Linked DNA regions of Homo sapiens: all the other regions are linked to region 1. Evidence: read pairs that join two places in POLR2A ChIA-PET (ENCODE). Cell type or tissue: GM12878. All regions are shown on one strand. Region 1 overlaps RABGAP1L (RAB GTPase activating protein 1 like). Region 2 overlaps TNN (tenascin N). Region 3 overlaps TNN (tenascin N).

Region 1 (2,500 bases):
GTAGAATATGAGATATAGGAAAAAGGTCTTGACTGCTACTCTCCTGAGTTGAGATAATTTTTTTTTTTTTTTTTTCCGAGATGGAATTCTCCCTCTGTCGCCCAGGCTGGAGTGCAGTGGCACAATCTTGGCTCACTGCAACCCCTGCCTCCCGGGTTCAAGTGATTCTGCTTCAGCCTCCTGAGTAGCTGGGTCTACAGGCGCGCGCCACCACGCCTGGCTAATTTTTGTATTTTTAGTAGAGGTGGGGTTTCACCATATTGGCCAGGCTGGTCTCGAACTCCTGACCTTGTGATCCACGCACCTCGTCCTCCTAAAGTGCTGGGATTACAGGTGTGAGCCACTGCGCCCGGTGAGGTGAGATAATTTTTATACTTGCTGCTTTGACTGATGTATAAAAAAATGCTACTCCCATAATGCAACTACTTTGCTGCATTGGAGAGAACACAATAGAAAAATAGCCACTTCTTATTCAAGCTTTTCTTGATTTTTGTTTCGGCTGTCTCTAAATTTGACACTTGAGAATAGATGGTTTATTTGACTCATAGTATGACCCAGGTATGCTTTTGTTAAAAAGAACAGTTCTAGGAGGATGACTGTTGGGACAAAATTAGCTACTAGTATGGAATACTCTTTCAGTGTAAAATCTCAGAACAACATTTAAAAATCATTGGAGATATTTTATTCATAAACATTTTCTTAATAAGATCCAGAAAGGGTTTATAAACCTAATAAACCTATTCGATAGGTTCTATCAAATAAACCTATTTCTATCAAATAAACCTATTTGATATCTTCTATCAAATAAACCTATTTGATAGGAGGAAATAGGAATAGGACACATTGCTTTTGACTTTCTATACCCATGTGGAAACCAGGAATCTATTCTCTCCCTCTCAATTTACATGACCATGAGGAAACTGAAACCTAGCGAAGTTAAATGACTTGCCCGGGGACGGACAGCTAGCTAGTTCCTGCTTGAACTGAGGACCATCTATTTGGTTACCGGGAGTGTGGCTGGTTTCTGTTGCCTGTTTTGATACTCTTCTCCTGGTAAGTTTTAGCTTCAAATGGTATTGTCCACACCACAGCCCTTGATCTCAGGTAATTCTCCACACCACTGCCTTTTTTTTTTTTTTTTTTTTTTTTTCCAATGCAGTTGCGTGGTGTGAAGGCGATAACTGCAGACACTCAGGTGTAAACAACCCAGGGAATCAATGGGTTGGGGGGATGGTAAAACAGGAGTTCGTAGACAGGACTGTGTACAATAGCTTCTGAAGTTTTGGAGGGTATTGGTGTAGCTGTTATTTCTGAGACCGGAGAAAATGACGGTAGAGTGACAGTTTCTCTAATCATCAGTTTTCAAAGAGTATGTTTTTCGTTGGAACCACAAATATAGTACACTTAATAAGGGGAAACGAAACCTTGAATTTTTCCTTCCCAGACTCTGAAAAGTAAAGTAAACTTTAAGGAACATTTTAAGGGTGACAAAAGGTGAAGATTGCAAATCAAACTTAGAGTGTCCCTGCTCAAGAAAATCTGTGCACTGCAGCTACAATAGAGGACCACTTGGGTTTAGAAATGACATGTTATTAATAATTCTAGTCACTGTGGCTAATTAGAACAATCTGTTGAAGGTTATAAATTATAGAAGCTTTTTAAAACATTTATCTAAGAACCTGTGTAGAATTCTAAAAGGACTGAATTATTTGAAGTTATTAGTTTCTGTGTATGTAAACTTAAACTATTTTTAAAGCCTTTGATTATTTTTCTAAAAATGTTTTTGCATGCTTATAGCCTGATGCCGTAAATGTTTTATGAGTTTAATGTACAGCACCTCTAGGTGCTATTTAAAATTGTTTTTTCTGGTCCTTTTCTTTTGGGTTATAAGGGTTCTTCGTAACCAAGAAGATTACCTATGGTTACGCTGAATGCACTCTCCCAGGGTGCATAGGCGCTGCTGAACTGCGGTTATAACTCTTGTTTGCCCCTGGGTGGTTGCCAGCAGGGAGTAAGGCATTGTGGGAAGTACTTTCTTTACCTTCCACAACAGGTGTCTTTGTCAGTGCACCTTATTCAGATATCCATGTGTGGAAGCTCTGAGTCACTGAATAGCAAAGAAAAATATGAAAGCAAGAGGAATTGCTTTCACATCTAGAAAATGTTGCAAGATAATCTGAAATCTTCTGGTGCTGGTGAATGCATGAAGAGGTTCACAGTATCTTTTAAAGTACTTCTGAAAAGATAAGGAGTTTAAAAGGTATGAACTGCCTGGACACCTTATAATGCCTTGTCTCCTGATTATCATTTAATTTTTACCTGGTTAGTCAGAGTCAGGATAAATGTGCAGGAAAAAAATGTTAACGAAAATAATGCTTAACAGACAAAGCAGCACTGTAGAACAAAAATGAAGTAAAAATGCTTTACTGACTCCAACAAGGGTCAAACACAGTTTGAAGCTGTTTTAATCTTGTGGATTTATTTAAAATATTGCATTTTT
Region 2 (2,500 bases), 270 kb after region 1:
CACTCAAGTTATATCAGAAAGTCCATTTTCCCTTCATGAAGCAAATTCCAGCAAGGTAATGATGTGTAAATTTAGTTTCTGATTCTGAGTCTTCTAGTGGGGGCAGGGAGGCTATCTTATGAGCTCCACCATTAAGATGTTATTCATCTATTTAGAGATCATAATGCAAACATAAAGAGCTAGGCATTCAGAATGGTGCAGAATGAATTCTAGGGCTAACCAATGATTTACAGCTGATTTCGAGTCCCACCTGCATGGGCCACAGTGGGGACACAACCAGGGATGGATCCCAACCTGGGGGCATTTGGAAATGTGACTGGGGAGCTCTGGAAGCATTTAGTGGGTTGGGACCAGGGATGGATTTTTAAATGCTGGCACCTGAAAAAGAAAAAAAAAATTAATGGGTACCTGGATGAAAGGGAGAGCTAGAAATGGCACAAATCATTTGTAATCATCCATTCCTAATCCTGAAATAAAAGACATTCAAGGTTCTGACACACACTACTGTGTCTGTGTGTGACTGACAGGGGATGCGATGTTAATGGCTTCTCCTGATCTTTGAAGGTTCAGCTGCCTGGGCCATCTTTCCCAACCTGGTGAATCCTAGAGGGGGAGAGTGGGCCTCAGAGGGACATTTTGATGAGATGGATGGTGACCAACTTGATCCCCTCTGAGTTTGGGCACAGACCTTTCATGGGCCTGCCATGAACCCCTCCAGTCCTCATTCTCACTCTCTACACTCTGAACATTAGGATGGCTTCAGTTTCTAGAAGGTAGAAAATCCTTCTGCAGAAAAAGACCTCCCACATTTGGGTGAAAACCTGCTTTACCTTTCTTTATCCCAGTGCCCAGGTTTAGATCATCACAAACATGTCTTTAAGAGAGCCTCTGCACAGATTCTTAGAAAGCAGCCCTGGGAACCTTCTATGTAAATTAGCTAAGCTGTGCTCATTTAAAGAAGGTTACTAAGGGAGACACTGCACGTTATTTCAAGCTGTGGTTAACTTTCTGTACAAAGTCTAGAGGGAGGCGGAAATGTGTATGACTAGCATGACAATATACCTTTCTTGGATTGGAGAAAACTACTGGAGACAGACCTGTCTGCTGTGTTTGCGTGGAAGTGGCCTCCGTGGCCCCAGAATCCTCCTGCTTTTTCTGGGTGAGGCATAAACGAGCTGCTGGTGAGATTGCAGACTTGGAGGGGGCAAATTAGGACCTTCCCTTTTAACATATGCTACCAACTCTGCATATTCACCCCACCCACTCCAAAAACGTTTTTGAGAGCAAGGACCTTCTTATTTTTGTGTTCACAGAGCCAAGCATGTGCTGCTCCACAGCAGGTATTCAGTAAATGTTCCCTAAAAAACAAGTGAAGTTGTAGACCAGAGGTTCTCACACTGTAGCCTGCGTCAGATCATCGGAAGGGCTTGTCAAGGCATAGGTTGCCGGGGCCCAACCTGTAGTTTCCGGTTCTGTAGGTCTGGGCTGGGGCCAAATAATTTGCATTTCTTTTTTCTTTTCTTTTTTTTTTTGAGATGGAGACTCACTCTGTCACCCAGGCTGGAGTGCAGTGGCACGATCTTGGCTCACTGCAACCTCCACCTCCCGGATTCAAGCAATTCTTCTGCCTCAGCCTCCAGAGTAGCTGGGACTACAGGTGTGCACCACCATGCCAGGCCAATTTTTGTATTTTCAGTAGAGACGGCGTTTCACCATATTGGCCAGGCTGGTCTTGAACTCCTGACCTCATGATCTGCCTGCCTCGGCCTCTCAAAGTGCTGGGATTACAGGTGTGAGCCACCGTGCCTGGCCCATTTGCATTTCTAACAAGTTCTCAGGGGATGTGGATGCTGCTGGTCTGGGAACCCCACTTGAAGAGCCATTGATAGATAGCTCTCTCTTGCTAGCGTGCAAGAAGCCCCCCATTGAAACAAGGAAGGCATAGGTGGATTGGTGTCTCAGAAAGAACCCTGGACTTGGAATCTCAGGACAGAGATTTGAGTCCCAGCTCTGCTGTTTGTGGACGGTGGGACCTTAAGAAGTTCCTAGAGTCTAACCTTTTTGAATTTGTTTCCCCACGGGACTAAGAGCTGCCCTGCTCACTTCACAGGGTTGCTGTGAGAGTGAGATGAGAATGCACATGCGAAGAAGATCGCTAAACTTAGAGCTGAGATATAAATGTAAGAATCTTTATTGCAGGAACAGAGCTTGATGAAGCTTGTGATTGATATGGGCCCTTATTGCCTTTTATGAGCAGAAAAAGAAAGCTTGTAAAAGGATGAAAAATATGATAGGGAAACAGGAGATACATAAGCAAAATAATTAAAGCAGTTTTCCAGATGGGATGTAATGAAGGACTGAATTTTACATGTGTCTCCAGAAGGGCTCTGGAAGTTCAGGAGTGTTTGTGTGTAGGTGTGTGTGTGTGTGTGTGTTAGGAGGGTGCATGGGAAGACCAATAAAGAGAATCTTCTTTAGAAGTGGCCTTGAGCTAGGCTTT
Region 3 (2,500 bases), 260 kb after region 1:
GCTGTTTCAGTGTGTGGCCTTTCCCATGGCCCCATGGTGCATGGCAGTAGAAGAGAGAGTGTGGAGAACCCACCCACACACAAAAGGCTCCCACCTACAGCCTTTTGGCTGCAAACAGTCACATGGCTCCAACTTAAATGCAAGGGAAGCTGTAAATGGACATCCTCCTCCTGTGTTCCTGGGAAGAGGAAAGTGAACTGAGACTCAGTGAACTCCTAGCATTGCCTGAGACACACTCTACCTTAATAAGTCTAGCATAGACCTCTCTTTAGAACTCCAGCCCTTACATCCAATTGCTCTGTGGTATTTTCATTCACTAGCACACCTCAGAAATAACTCACACTTAACCACATCCCCAAATGAGCTCATGACCCATTCATAAAACCTGTACTTGGCCAGGCGCAGTGGCTCACACCTGCACTTTGGGAGGCTGAGGTGGGTGGATCACGAAGTCAGGAGTTCAAGACCAGTCTGGCCAATATGGTGAAACCCCGTCTCTACTGAAAATACAAAAATTAGCCGGGCATGGTGGTGTGTGCCTGTAATCCCAGCTACTTGGGAGGCTGAGGCAGGAGAGTCGCTTGAACCCGGGAGGCGGAGGTTGCAGTAAGCCAAGATCACACCACTGCACTCCAGCCTGGGCAACAGAGTGAGACTCCATCTCAAAAAACAAACAAACAACAACAACAACAAAAATAAATAAATAACAATAAACTACCACCTGTCCTCTCTGAATCCCCCATCTCAGTGAATAGCTGAGAGAAGAGTCATCTGCAAGCCCATACTATAAGAAACTTATCTTACCTTGACTTCCTCCTCTTTCAGTTCCACATTCTGTCACCACCTCTGTCAACTTTACCTTCTATGCACTTCCATCTATTCTCAGGGCATTCCTCATCCAAGCTACTGTCCCCCTTCATCTGCACTCTACAGTGGTCTCCTAATTGGTCATCTCACTTCCACTCTTGCCCCTGACCAGTCCATTCCATACACTACAAGCTAGAGACGAATCTGATTGGATCTCATTTCCTGCTTAAAACTCTGCAATAATTTCCAGCGCTCTTACCTGGACCAACGTCTTCAACAATCCCTTTTAAAGGCTCACCAGGACTGACTCTTGCCATCTTCTCAGCCTCCCTTTCCATCCCTTCCTCAGCCCCCAGAAGCCCCAACATTCACCCCCGTGCTCTTGCCTGACCACTCCTACTCATCCTGCAGCTCAGCCATGTCCTGGGGGTGGTTTCTTGGCTCCTTGGTCAGGTCCTCCTGTTTTATGCTCTTACAGTTCTGTTGCATCTTTCCCTCATAGCCCTTATCACAGTTTTAACTGCATTTAAAAATTATTTAATTTAGTAATTTTATTTACTGAACTATTAGTTCCAGGAGGGCAGGGACTATTTCTGATTTATTCACTTTGCACACTATCTTGCATATTGCCTAGTACATAGTAGATGCTCAGTAAATATTTGTTGTGTGAACTTTTTTCTCCATAAGTATTAAATAATCGCTATATTAAGAATCAGGTGAATTAAAAAATAATTCCTACCCTCAAACTATTTCAGAAAAGGGGAAAAAAGATGCCATAAACATGATGTGCCCCAATTGAGTTGAATGGGTGTTGAAAGTTACATGTGAGAGTTAGCAGAGGTCTGGAATATCTTGCCCTAGACAACCCACACTAGCAACTGAATCACACAACTAATGGAAAGAATTGAAATTTCTTGAGGGCAGGAACCTTCTCTGCTTTTGCTCTACATGTCTTAGTACCTGGCATACTACGGTACATATAAAGAATGCTTATTAATATAGTGAATCTACTGACATATAAATAAAAAGCCTCTCTAGAATGAAAGGCTTGCTAGCTGGAGGAAGGCAGTGTATGAGCAAGCTCTTGGTCTTCTCTTGTCTCCCAGCACCTATGTCTGTTTGGAGGGTCAGAGTGAAGTATTCATCTTCCTTCTCAGGTCTTCCAGAGGCGGAACACTGGGCAGCTGGATTTCTTCAAGCGATGGAGGAGCTATGTGGAAGGCTTTGGGGACCCCATGAAGGAGTTCTGGCTTGGTATGATCTCAGAATCCAGGAGGCTGGGGCTGTGGGGGGTGATTTCTCCCAGGACAAGCTAGCTAGGAGGCTTAGGGAAGCTCACCACCTTCACAGAGAGGCCCCAGTGGCAGGGAGACAGAGGACTGTGCCGAGCAGGGTGTTGGTGGGCATGTTGATGGGAAGGCTGTCTTGCACTCTGAACTTGTTGAAAGGTAGGGTGGTCACAGGGGTTTTATGCTGATTTAAGCTCTGCAGGATCTGCCTGCAGCCTGAAGATCTTAGAAGCCACAGTAGTAGAAAAAAAGTTCAGTGATTGGGATGCTGGTCCATTACTGGGAGGTCACTCTAGCAGTCTCTAAAATTCTGTTCGTGATGCCAGGCATTATGAGCAATTTTTTCCCCCTTTTCCCTCTGCTCTCCTCTGGAGCAGATGTTCACAGACAGTGAAATAGCCAAA

The links. Peaks named below come from ENCODE experiments on the same cell type or tissue, not always from the same donor. Only the 100,000 strongest peaks of a DNase experiment are listed, where the experiment ranks them.
Region 2: POLR2A ChIA-PET joins it to region 1 with 11 read pairs; 2 of 35 experiments call an interaction of 5 or more read pairs at or near these places.
Region 3: POLR2A ChIA-PET joins it to region 1 with 13 read pairs; 2 of 35 experiments call an interaction of 5 or more read pairs at or near these places.

What each region holds. Positions count from the first base shown.
Region 1 is chr1:174,873,454-174,875,953 of GRCh38, forward strand. All of the region lies in intron 19 of RABGAP1L (RAB GTPase activating protein 1 like), which reads left to right. Among named protein-coding and RNA genes, the nearest start is that of RABGAP1L-AS1, 80 kb to the right of the region's middle. In GM12878, no CTCF peak of the experiment used is centred here; DNase peaks (open chromatin) are centred at 1,033 and 1,378; H3K4me3 peaks cover 1,847 bases; H3K27ac peaks cover 1,608 bases.
Region 2 is chr1:175,141,104-175,143,603 of GRCh38, forward strand. All of the region lies in intron 17 of TNN (tenascin N), which reads left to right. Among named protein-coding and RNA genes, the nearest start is that of KIAA0040, 50 kb to the right of the region's middle. In GM12878, no CTCF peak of the experiment used is centred here; DNase peaks (open chromatin) are centred at 998 and 1,448; H3K4me3 peaks cover 1,523 bases; H3K27ac peaks cover 1,769 bases.
Region 3 is chr1:175,133,881-175,136,380 of GRCh38, forward strand. It overlaps TNN (tenascin N), which reads left to right. Exons shown (of 19, transcript NM_022093.2): 16 at 1,965-2,061. Among named protein-coding and RNA genes, the nearest start is that of KIAA0040, 58 kb to the right of the region's middle. In GM12878, no CTCF peak of the experiment used is centred here; no DNase peak of the experiment used is centred here.